Linked DNA regions of Homo sapiens: all the other regions are linked to region 2. A link is a contact called in ENCODE Hi-C or POLR2A ChIA-PET data. All regions are on one chromosome and are shown on one strand. Each heading gives the region's core, a stretch centred on a gene start or an enhancer-like site at or near the end of the contact. The rest is flanking DNA. Distances are from core to core; before and after follow the strand shown.

Evidence for each region. Hi-C counts contacts between places; a loop is a spot of excess contacts on that map. ChIA-PET counts read pairs that join two places held with the same protein, here RNA polymerase II (POLR2A). Pooled maps may share reads with other maps.
Region 1: a map of gastrocnemius medialis shows a loop between it and region 2 (6-fold over the local background). The contact joins the promoter of APMAP here to the promoter of CST3 in region 2. A Hi-C loop is called at or near these places in 2 of 168 maps with a recorded cell type or tissue (ascending aorta and gastrocnemius medialis) and 9 of 50 pooled maps.
Region 3: a loop to region 2 is called in a pooled map, with 4 times the contacts of the local background. The contact joins the promoter of ABHD12 here to the promoter of CST3 in region 2. A Hi-C loop is called at or near these places in 7 of 50 pooled maps. POLR2A ChIA-PET finds 5 or more read pairs at or near these places in 2 of 52 experiments (HepG2 and PC-9).

The regions. Positions count from the first base shown.
Region 1 is chr20:24,990,671-24,994,447 of GRCh38, forward strand. APMAP (adipocyte plasma membrane associated protein) reads right to left here and starts at 2,081. Exons shown (of 9, transcript NM_020531.3): 1 at 1,924-2,081. The coding sequence starts at 2,018. RefSeq lists enhancers at 1,634-2,134, 1,693-1,752, 1,773-1,852, 1,983-2,222, 2,135-2,635.
Region 2 is chr20:23,635,988-23,640,051 of GRCh38, forward strand. CST3 (cystatin C) reads right to left here and starts at 1,968. Exons shown (of 3, transcript NM_000099.4): 1 at 1,633-1,968. The coding sequence starts at 1,875. RefSeq lists silencers at 1,503-1,752, 1,783-2,122.
Region 3 is chr20:25,388,917-25,392,827 of GRCh38, forward strand. It overlaps ABHD12 (abhydrolase domain containing 12, lysophospholipase), which reads right to left and starts at 1,919. Exons shown (of 13, transcript NM_001042472.3): 1 at 1,597-1,919. The coding sequence starts at 1,787. RefSeq lists silencers at 1,009-1,168, 1,339-1,498, 1,539-1,588, 1,629-2,048.

The DNA.
Region 1 (3,777 bases), core at 831-3,330, 1.4 Mb after region 2:
CTTATGTTGAACCCTCGACTTTTAAGGTAATCAAGAATACTATTACATGAACTACTAGAAATGACCACAAAATAAATGAAAAATATAGGAGAAATGCAGAAGAAAAATAAGAAAAACAGCTACCATGTTACAATAATAATTGCGGAAAGGAAGGGTGGTGACAAGACCTCACTTTGAAAGAGATCATTACAGATATACAGAAAAGGGATAAACAAACAAGAAGGACAAACACAGGGAAACAGGAACAATGTTCATGGACAGGGAAGTCAAGGAAATAAGTAAACATAAATGTAAAAGGCACACTGGAAAAGATCAGGCAGTAAAAGATGACTTTAGAATCAGATTTACTTACTCATTAAGGAAGAAATCCCCACAGAGAACCTGAAAAAAACAATTAAGTCTGCCTGCTTGCCCTGGGGCCAGAAGTGTGAGCCAGCCAACTTGAGAGTTGGGACTACCTAACCGGTGCCCTCAGGGGCTGTAGGCCCTGGTTTTCAACACACTGCACCTAATGACAAACTCAGGCCACTGCTCTTCCATTTCTCAGGTAAAAATGCCTTGTTTTCAAGATTTCTGTAGGAAAGTGTTGCCAATTCTTGCATGTCCATTCTAAATGGCTCCTCAATCATCAACAGATGATTAATTCACAATATTCACAGTAAGTAGGGTGATCAGATTGTCCCAGTTTGCCCAGGTTTAGCACTGAAAGTTCTACATCCTTGGAAACCCCAGTCCAGGGCAACGCAGGATGGTTGGTCAGGATATATGGGAGCATCTTCCCGATCTTTTCACTGGCCCAAGGAGTCAACTATCACCGCAAAGTCTTCTCTCTAAATTGCCTCTCTAGAGCCTAAATGCTCCTTCCTGCCATCGCTCTCCTTCAAATGTGTTCCTCTTATCATCAGTCAATAAACTCAGTCTACAGGGGCAAAAACTGCCTCTCATTCATATGTACCCCACCACCTCTTGGCACACTACTGATGAACAAATATTTCCAGTATTTCTATCAAATATAAGTCAATCAGTCCCACAACTTCAAGCTTGGTCTATGGGGCCTCTTGATTCTCCCTGAAACTTAAAAGTTATGAAATTCAGGACACAGAATTGAAAAGTGAATTTTAAGTATCTTATATTGAAATCTATGCTTACGAATCATGATTCAGTTTTTAGCTAACAAAACACAGCATTCTTATATTCTGAAAGATGGGAGAGGAGGCAAAGGGCAAAACCTGATATTTCTTAGGTGTCAACAACTACAGTTTCCTATGTTTCTCCATCCCTATCAGGAAAAACTGCCAGGCTGAATTCTCACAAAAATTGCCTACAATGTCACTACTGTTCTCCACTCTTTCCAAGAACCGCGGTGAGGACTGGTCACGCAGCGTGAGGGGGGCAGGTGCAGAAGAGCAAGTGTAGAAGCCATCTCTTCGCCGGATAACGAGGCAGGACCCCAGCATCTCGTGGGACCTCCTCCCTTCGGGAAATTGCGAGCGGGGAACCAGGAACACGCAGGGCCCCGGCCAAGTAGCTGTGCTCAGGGGGATCATTTAAGCCAAAGGAAGGACAGCGCGAGGGGAGCGAGGGAAAGGCGAGGAAGCAACCGCTATGCAGGGTGGGGCAGGAGTGAGGGAGGGAAGGCAAAGGAGCGGCGCGAGGCGGTCTCGGGTCCGGAGAGCCGAGGACAACGCGGCGACTGGGCGCAGGGTGCACCCGAACCTGAAAGACCTGGCAGGTACATCCGCCTTGTCGGAGCCTGCTTCCTCGGAAAAATGAGTTTTTCTTGGGGATGAAACGAGAGGACTCTGACAACGCGCTCGGCACCGCATCCCCAGGTTACTGTTACTGCCGTCGCCGCTGTCCAAGAGGGTCGCCCTCCACTCCTAGCGGCCCGGCTCCAGCGCCCAGTCTGGGAGTCCGCCCTACCTGCCGTCCTTAGCCTCCGGGGCCTGGCCATCATCGTCTGTGACGACCTGCGGCCGCAGGGGCCGGCGCTGTCGCAGCCCGTCCGCCTCGCTCATGGTACGGGCGCCAGCCTCACCCGCAGAAACCACCTCACACTGAGCGGCGCCGGCTCAGACTCCAGGCCCGCCCTCCCCCGTACGCGGAAATGACGTTGCGCCCAGGGACCATTCCGCAGCGTTCTCCCCGCCCCTTCCGGCCTCATGGGCGGGAGGTCCCCGGCGCGTCGTTGCTCGGCGCTCTGAGGCTAATTCTGACCGCCCGGAAGTGGGGCTCGGAACCCGCTCAGAGATAGCACCGGGAGCTGCCGGGGTCCCCGCCTGTCTCGGACTCCGGGGCCCAGAACGCGAGTGGTTCAACCTCGGGCTCGTCTAGCCCAGTGCCTGCGCATGCCGCCTTCGTCTCACGTTTCTGAGGACGGGGATGCTCATGACGCACTTGGGAATTGCTAGCACGAGATGTTGGCCACTTTTATCGTTGGAGAGGATAGCGCTGTTTATTCAGTGTCAGCGACCCTGCTCTTACAGGCAGCGTCAAAAATAATGCATTCACACCCTTGGAACGAAGTCACCTCTGCCTGAAAATTACATCCTTCCCCGACTCAGCCGGTTAAGGGGAAAACTTGGGCTAGAAAATGTTTCCCTCTGGTTAAGGCCAGATGTTGAGTATTAAATCTTTTTGTGACGATTACAACAGACATTTGATAAAGTTTATTAAGTTTTGATAAAGTTTATTAAGTTTTGATAAAGTTTATTAAGGATTACCCTTAAGTAAAGTCCAGGTAGAAGTAGAAATTATCACTAACAAAGTTTAAGAAAGCATAGAGAGGCATTGTTCTTTCAACAGTATTGCAGGAAACCAGAAATGTTCCCAGGTGCTGGGAGACGATGGTGGGCAAATCACAGACAAGGCCCCTCCTTATAGAAATTAAACTAGTGGGAAAGATGACTTTAATCAGATCATCATCATAAAATAGACGTAAAATTATCAAACGTAATAATTGCTTCAAAAGGGAAGAGCTGAATCTTGTGAGAGCATTTGAGATTCAAAGAGGAATCGAATCTGGAGGAAGTGACAGGCAGAAGAAATCAAAGCCCGTTACCAGTGGCACGAGGAATTATCTCTGGAAAAGCCATGTTCAAAATGCAGTGTTAAGAAATAATTTCCTCTTGGAGGCTTTTACCTTTTTAAATGCTAGATGGCACTAGAATTCCATGTGAATGCTTTTTATTTATTCATTCAAAGAGCGGAAGAACCAGCTTGAGGGAAGTGGAGAGCTGTGCAAATCCAGTTCTCCAGAGATCCCAGGTAATAATTCAGGCCTCGACAACATTTTACTTCATTCTGTGTCATTGAGAATAGCCAATACAGCTATTAAATCAGGGATAGTGTTAACAAAGTACTGTATGATCTCACGCCTTCCTGCCTGTCTGGACTATCCCTCTTGCTCCCCACCCCCCATTTCAGACATTCAGGATGGCTTAACATGTCTAATCTCATGCCTGGCTGCCTTTGTCCTTGAGGTTCCTTCTTCCTGTGATACACTCTCCTTCACCTCCACTTGGCCAATTATTTTTATCATTCAGGACCCACTTCAAGTATCCTTGCTGAAAATTCTTCTCCCAGTTTCCCAAGCAGAACATCTTCCTCTTTGTCTTCAAGGCACTTTAAACATGTCCCAGCCATAACATTGAACTCACTGCATTGGAGCTATTTGTGTTCCATGCCCAGTGTTAAAGCCCACGCACTGCAAACACCCAGGGACACATTCAGAAGAAAAATAATGGCAGTAAGTTGGGTTTACTGAACTTGCTGCAG
Region 2 (4,064 bases), core at 718-3,217:
GGGACCCTGGGACCAGGGTGCTAGACCTTGCCCTGTGGAACCACACACAAGTCCTGTAGAAGCACAAGCAAGGCCTGTGATCCCTCTGGTGTCAGTCTGCTCCTCTGTAAAATAGGCTCCAGGGCCCAACGATCTACAATGCCCCATGCTTCACTCCCAGTGAGAGAGAGGTGCAGGCCAGCGGGGACCCTACACCAGGGAATGGCCCTCCTGTGCAGGGAGAGGGCCCCAGCTGACGGCTGCGGGAGAAACGCGGCTGGTCTGGACTCCTCTGAATTTCCAAGAGAAGGTGGAGGAGCTCTAAAGTCTGTGTCACTGTTCGCTGCTCTGCCATGGGATGCAGGTCAAGCTGGGCCTGGTAGCCCTACTGAAGCTCCCTCCCGATCCGACCCCCTACTCCGGTCTGCTGGGTGTCTTCATCTGGCTGAGGTCTAACTCTGCATCAGCTGATAGAGGCAGGGTCAGGCATGCTCCACCCCAGCAGGGACTCAGCTGCCCTGGGATGTAGGGGGTGGTCAGCCGGCCTGAGGGTGAAGGCCGCTAGTCCTAGGGGACTGTGCCCAGGGGTGTGACTTGGGGAGGGAAGCAGGGCTCTGCAGGACAAGGTGCCAGGCTCACGTGTGGCCCCTGCGGAGAGTATTCTGGGAGGAGGATGAGCCGCATGGCCTAGATCTCATCTTGAGCAGCATCAAGCCCACCCAGAGTCAGCATAGTCTCCATCCACACCTGCTAGACCCTGGGAAATGGCACGGTCGTGGCACAGACCCAGCTGCTGCTGCAGGTTAAAAGAGGCCGAGGGGACAGGACAGGGCTGAACTCATGCACTCATGGCCCAGGAGCGTCCTAGGGCACGAAGGCCGTCAACAGACAGGGAAAGCTGAATGAGTCTGAGCATTAGATCATGAATGTGTCAGTGCTGATTTTCAAAATGGAATAGTGATTATGTGCGATATTGCCCTTGTTTTTAGGAAAAACACACTGAAGTGTTTACTTTCAAAAGATTCAGGCAAAAAATGCATATACAGTACATATACACACACCCATATTCACATTCGGAAAGTGAGCTGGGGGGAACAAACAGGGCAAAATGTTAACATCTGTGCTAACATCTGAGGGATCTGGGTGAAAGATCTACAGGGATGCCCTGTGCTATTTTGCAGCTGCTCTGTAAGTCTGAAATTACGGGAGAATAAAAAGTTAAAAGAAACAAAAGTGCTTAAAAATTATTTGGTGGAAGAACAAGGAGGCAGCCAGATGAGGGGCTCTGTTTTTCCTTCTCCTGCGTATTCAGCAGCGCACCCGGAGCCCAGCGTCCCAGGAGGTCGGGACAGAGCTGTGTGGGACGTCCTGTGCCTGCCCCCGCGCTGCGGCGCAGCTCGAGCTGGCTCCTGGAAGCTGATCTTAGGCGCCGGGCGCGGACCTGACGTGTCCGTGCGGTTCCAGGCCAGGCCAGACTCAGGGCATTCCCGGACACGCCCGCCAAGGGCTCGGGGGTGACAGCGAAGACCGGGAACAGGGTCCGGGTGAGAAGCCCAGGCGCCGGAGAGGAGCAGCACGGGGTCCGGGAGCAGCGCGGGGGGAGGCTGGGACGGCGGGGCCGGGGCTTCGGACCCTGCGGGGGGCGGCACGCACCTGCTTGCGGGCGCGCACCACCTGCAGCGCGCGGCTGTGGTACATGTCGTTGCTGGCTTTGTTGTACTCGCCGACGGCAAAGTCCAGTGCACGCCGCACACCCTCCTCCTCCACGCTGGCGTCCATGGGGCCTCCCACTAGGCGCGGCGGCTTGCCGGGACTGGAGCCGGCCGCGGGGCTCACGGCCAGGGCCACGGCCAGGATGGCCAGCAGGAGCAGCGGGGCGCGCAGGGGCCCGGCCATGGTCGGCTAGGACGCGGGACGCGGGGAGTGGGGCGCAGGCGAGAGGCTGGAGCTAGATAGAGAGGACCCGCTGCGATACCGAGGCGAGGCCGTGAGCCCCGCGAGGCCGGCGACTGCGGTTTTATCCCTTCCGGCCTTCGCCGCCCCACCCCACCGCGGCCTGCACTCCCTTTTCCGGAACGCCTCGTCCCTCCCACCTCCCTTCTCCCTCCCCGCCTCCCCTGCCTCTCCCCGCCTCCCCTGCCTCTCCCCGCCTCCAGGTCCCTCCCTATCAGTCTCCTCCCATCCCAGCCTCCCCTGCCCCTCCAGGCTTCCCTGTCCTTCCCCATCCATCCCCTTCCCTCCCCTCCCAGCCCCTCCCGGCCTCTCCTCTCCCTTCCCGCCTCCCCTCTCCCTCCCCTCCTCCCCTGGCCCCCCAGTCTCCCTGGCCTTCCCTATCCATTCCCATCCATCCCCTCCCCTCCCCTCCCCCTCCTCTCCTACTGTCTTCCAGCCTCCCCTGCCTCTCCTATCCTCCCCATTCCTCCCCATCCATCCGACCATTCCCACCTCCCCACTTCGGGCCCCTCCATGCCGCCACTCTTCAGGCTCCTTCTCCTCTGTCCCTTTCCCCTTTCAACCCCCAGACACCGCCTCCCATGCCCCTCATCTCCCTCCTCCACTCCTGTCCTTGCTCCCACTTCGCCCCCACCCCAGCTCGGCCCCTCTTCATCGCCCCTCCCTCGTCCCGCCCCTCCTCTGTCTTCCCTTCCTACCCATTCCTGGCCTCTCCCTGTCCCTGTCCCTCCTATCCTCTTCTTTCCCCTCTTCTCACCCCACTCCTGGCCCCTCTTCCCCCACCCCTTCCACACCTATGCCCCCCTTCTACCCACTCCACCCCCTCAGCTCCATCTCTTCCCAAAGACCTGTCCCTCCTCCCAAGCTTAGGTCACCCTGCCCTCCAGAGAGGTGTCAAGGCCCCCTGGGCCCTAAAAGCATACGACCCCCTAGCTTCATTTCCTCAGAAAAGGGAAAGATAGAGGTCTCGGCCTTCCGGAGTCTTCAGAGGTCCTGAGTATCCGTGAGCATTTGGTCAAGGTCTAGAAATCACTAAGGCAGAGGTGTGATTCCAGAGGCCACAGGAGACTCAGGCCATGCCCTGTGCTAGGGAACTTTTCAAACAGAAGAATTAACCTTTATTTGAGTAAAAAACTCTGGGTTCTCCTTTCACAACTCATTATTCAGTAAACAGACTTTTCACCAGCTTCCCCCTGCACCAGGTAGTCTAGGAGCTAGAGACGGAGCCTGGGTGACCGAGCCATGGACACTACATTGCAGGGCTGCTGCCAGACAGAAATGTGACACGAACCCAGGAGCAATTTAAAACTTTCTGGGAGACACATTTCAAAAAGTAAAAAAGAAACAGGTGAAGGTAATGTTTATAATATTTCTTACTTAACCTAATATATCCAAAATATTATTTCAACACATAAGAAGAATCATTAATAACATAGGTTATTTTATTTTGGGTGTGTGTACTGAGTCTTTGAAATTCCCTGTGTATGTGGGTGTCAATTGTACTGGCCCCATTTCAAGCACCCTGTGGCCACATGTGGCTGGTGGCTGTGGCACTGCACAGCCCAGCATTAGGGTGTGTGGGAGGATGGCGAATAGTGATCAATAATTAATATCAGGAAATTAGTCTCTCTGTTGGAAGTGAGAGTATGGGATAGAGAGAGATGATGCCACTGGACCTGGTCAGGGAGGACTCTATGAGACTGGAAAGGTGAGAAGCCCTGCCTAGACAGGAAACAGCCCCAGGCAGCGGGAAGGGCCAGTGCAAAGGCCCTGAGGCGGGGCTGGGCATGCCTGCTCCAGGAAGAGGAAGCTCCTGGAGGGAGTGTGAGCAGGGAAGGGAACGATCTGGAGTCTCATGGTAACTGTGGGTGGGGCCGGGTGGAAGGTGCAGTGAGACCCATTGGCAGGCAGTGGGGGTGTCAGGAGAGGGAGCAGCAGCCACAGGATGAATGTGGGAGCCCACGGGTGTCTCTTGCTCCTCCCCTCTGGGCGTCATGCTGCTGGCGCTGGTCCTCTGCACTGCTTGGAAAACTCACCTGAGTTTAGAACATCACTGTGAGTGAGGTAGAATTTATAGACAACAAAATGTCTAATCTGGGGGATTTCATTAACGCATATACCCGTGTTACCAC
Region 3 (3,911 bases), core at 669-3,168, 1.8 Mb after region 2:
GCCTCAGCCTCCCGAGTAGCTGGGATTACAGGCATATGCGCCACCACGCCCGGCTAATTTTGTATTTTTAGTACAGACGGGGTTTCTCCATGTTGGTCAAGCTGGTCTCGAACTCCTGACCTCTGATAATCTGCCCGCCTCGGTCTCCCAGAGTGCTGGCATTACAGGCGTGAGCCACCGCGCCCGGCAATTTGATTTTTTCGAAGGAAGAATTTTCCAATTTATCTAAGCGTTATGCCATGTCTGTTAATAAAATTGTATTAAAGTTAAATCATGAGTTTTTAATGCAGATAAATCTTTCCATAGCAAAGAGAACAGATTAGTTTCACAAAAGATATTGATCAGATGCTACATAATTTTACACATAAAGACACAAAACTATCAGTCTCCGCCCTTCTGTCAAACCATCGACTTAGAAGTGTCTATAGTTTAATTTCATGATTTTTTTAAGCAATGAAGTTGAAATTCTACTTTTCCTTAGGAGCGATACGCATATTTTACACTCAAGTGGCCAGCGTCAACTAAGGGCATTCCAGATGGTCAAAAAAGAAGTGCCTCTGCTACAACGCCTGAGATCATCATATAGTAACTTCTTCAAACCACCACGAAGTAGCAAGGCTTCAAAGCTGTCAGGAATGCTACGTTCTACAACAGCCAGATAATTAGGAAACCAGCAGATGGGAGGAGAAATCTGTCCCTATGAAACACGTTCCCATCTCAGTTTTGAAAGTGGCTTTATATAAACGCATTCATCTTCTACCCAATAACCCAAAGGTTATTGAACGCCAATAACCAAACGACTCAGGACTGCGAGATGATTCCCAAGGAGGCGAACTTGTGCGGACAGATTTCAAGTACCACGAACCATCACCAGCAGAGCGAAGGGCAGGTTTCCCTCCGACGGCTGCGATGCTCCGAGTCCCTCCTTCCCCTAGCACCCCGCCGCCCACTGAGCCCTTCCCCAAAGGTCCCCGAGTTCTGAGCGACGCACGCCCCCGACCCTAGTTACCGGGGAGAGCCGCCGAGGGCCCAAGGCGCCAGTAAGGCTCCGCGCACGCAGCCCAGCCCGAGGGGCGCCCGCCCGGGCGCTCGGTGTGGGGCCTGATGCAGAGCAGGAGGAGGAGGTCCGAGTGGGCCCCAGCGCTCTCAGGGTCTGGCGCCGGCCCCTCTGCCTCCCGCCTCTGCTGTGCCTGGCGTCCAGGGATCTTCCAAGGACTCCCCACCCCCTACCCTGCTCTCCCACGCGGGGTCATGACTTCGGGCGGCGCCAAGCCCCCAGCGTAAGGGTCCCCCCGGCTTCCCCGGGAAAGGGTCGGGGTGCAAGGCTAGGCCAGGAGTGCCTGGCGAGAGGGCCGGAGCAGGACACAGGGGGTCAGCGGCAGGGCAGGGCGCTCCCGCCGCGGTGCCTGGGGAAGGGAGCGGGGGTGGGGCTGCCGCGGGCCAAATGCGGGACACAGGCGCGGACGGGGGCGGCCGCGGATCGGGCGGACGGCCACTCTGGGAGGGGCTGGGAGGTACCGCGGCCCCCTGCGGGACGCACCTGCGCAAAGTGAGGGACCGGCCCCCCCCCCCCCCCCGCTCCGCGCGAAGCCTCACCTGCCCAGCGCCCGCTTCATTCCCGCGTCGGCTGCGCAGCGCGGCTCAGCCGCCGCCGGGCCCGTCAGGCGTAGGTTCTGCTTCAGGCGGCAGTCGGCGTCCAGCGCCGCGGCGGCCGAGCCGGAGGAGGACGAGCCCGCGGCGGCGCAGCGCTCATGCTCCAAGGCGACGGGCTCGGTCCGCTTCCTCATCCCGCGGCCGACAGGGCCAGCCGCCGACGGCGCCCGCTGGCCTGCGCCGCAGTGCCGCCGCTCACAGCCGCCGCCACCCAGAGCCCGGAGCCCGGAACCCGCCGCTCCTCACATCCCAGCCCAGGCCGCTGCGCCGGCTACGAACCAGCGGCGGGGGCCCGCCAGCCAGGCCGGCCAATCAGCGCCGGGCTCCCGCCGGCTCTGCCCTACCCCCCTCCCCCGGCCCCGCCCCGGCCACCTCCTCTCTAGTTCCAAGGAGCGCGCGCCCAGCATCCCTGGCGCCACCCGCAGCCATTTTGTGGGAGGGTGGGCGAAGCTGCAGCGGCGCGTCATCTGCAGGGCAGGGCTCTGGGCTCCATCCGCAGGCTGCAGCTGTGCTCGCCCGGGCGCTCGGTGTGAGGAGCACCCGCTCCCGGTCGTGCCCGAAAGGGGTGGCCCAGCGAGGCAGAGCCGCAGCGCTGGGCTCCTCGTGCTTCTGTGAACGGAAAACCAGAGGTAGCAAATAGCAGTTCCGTTCTCGTGATTCTTAATTCTTTTTCCACAAGGACATTACCTTTAAAAGTATGCTTTCCGGTCGTCAGTTTTTAATTTGAAGTAAATGTATATACTCAGTGTTTACTTTTGGGCCGAACATCAGGAAATGAACTGCTTGAAAAATTTACTTTTTAAAAACCTGTGTTAGATTTTAGATTTTTATAAAGCAATTAAGACTACCTGATGGGAGGAAAATCCATTTCAAAGATAAATTCGCCCTTATGAAACCCAAATTTAGTACTAATTCAACCCATCCTAGAAAGAGAAAAGGAAAGAATAAAGGGCTGTTTCACAAATTTAGTTTTATAACTTTGGCTTTCTTCAATATGGCATTAGTTTTACAGATGATCTATAACAAAGAGAGATATTTGCTTATTCCAAAGTAACGTTAGAAATTTCAGCATTTGTCACTTTGAAAACTATTGGCAATTGATAAAGGTCAATTGGAAATGCGTTTAGAAATTCAACAGCTTTTTATATTAGTTTTTTCTTTTTTTTTTTTTTTTTTTTTGAGACGGAGTCTCGCTCTCGCCCAGGCTGGAGTGCAGTGGCGCGATCTCGGCTCACTGCAAACTCCGCCTCCCAGGTTCACGCCAGTCTCCTGCCTCAGCCTCCCAAGTAGCTGGGACTACAGGCGCCGGCTACCATGCCCGGCTAATTTTTTTGTATTTTTAGTAGAGACAGGGTTTCACTGTGTAGCCAGGATGGTCTCGATCTCTCGATCCCGTGATCCGCCCGCCTCGGCCTCCCAAAGTGCTGGGATTACAGGCATGAGCCACCGCGCCCGGCTGCTTTTTAAATTAGTTTTGTAATGATACTTTGAAATTGCAAAATAATTTATTGACCATATTACTAAGTGTTACAGCCTGCATTCATAATTGTGTCAATATCTCCAGATATACTTTTTAAAAACATTATGGGCCGAGCTCAGTGGCTCATGCCTGTAATCTCAGCACTTTGGGAGGCGGAGGTGGGTGGATCATTTAAGCACAGGAGATGGAGGCCAGATCAGCCTGGCCAGCATGGTGAAACTCCGTCTCTACTAAAAATACAAAAATTAGCCGGGTGTGGTGGCACAAGCCTGGGTGACAGAGCAAGACTCTGTTTAAAAAAAAAAAAAAAAAAAAGGCTGGGCGAGGTGTCTCACGCCTGTGAGCCCAGCACTTTGGGAGGCCGAGGCGGGCGGATCACGAGGTCAGGAGATTGAGGCTATCCTGGCCAATGTAGTGAAACCCCGTCTCTACTAAAAACACAAAAATTAGCCAGGTATGGTGGCACAACCCTATAATCCCAGCTAATTGGGAGGCTGAGGCAGGAGAATCGCTTGAACTTGGGAGGCGGAGGTTGCAGTGAGCTGAGATCACACCATTGCACCCCAGTCTTGGGGACAAAAGCAAACTTCTGTCTCAAAAAAAAAAAAAAAAATTAGCTGGGCATGGTGGCGCGTGCCTGTATTCCCAGCTACTTGGGAAGCTGAGGCAGGAGAATCGCTTGAACCAGGGAGTCGGAGGTTGTGGTGAGCCGAAATTGTGCCACTGCACTCCAGCCTGGCGACAGAGGGAGACTCCTCTCAAAAACAAACAAACAAAA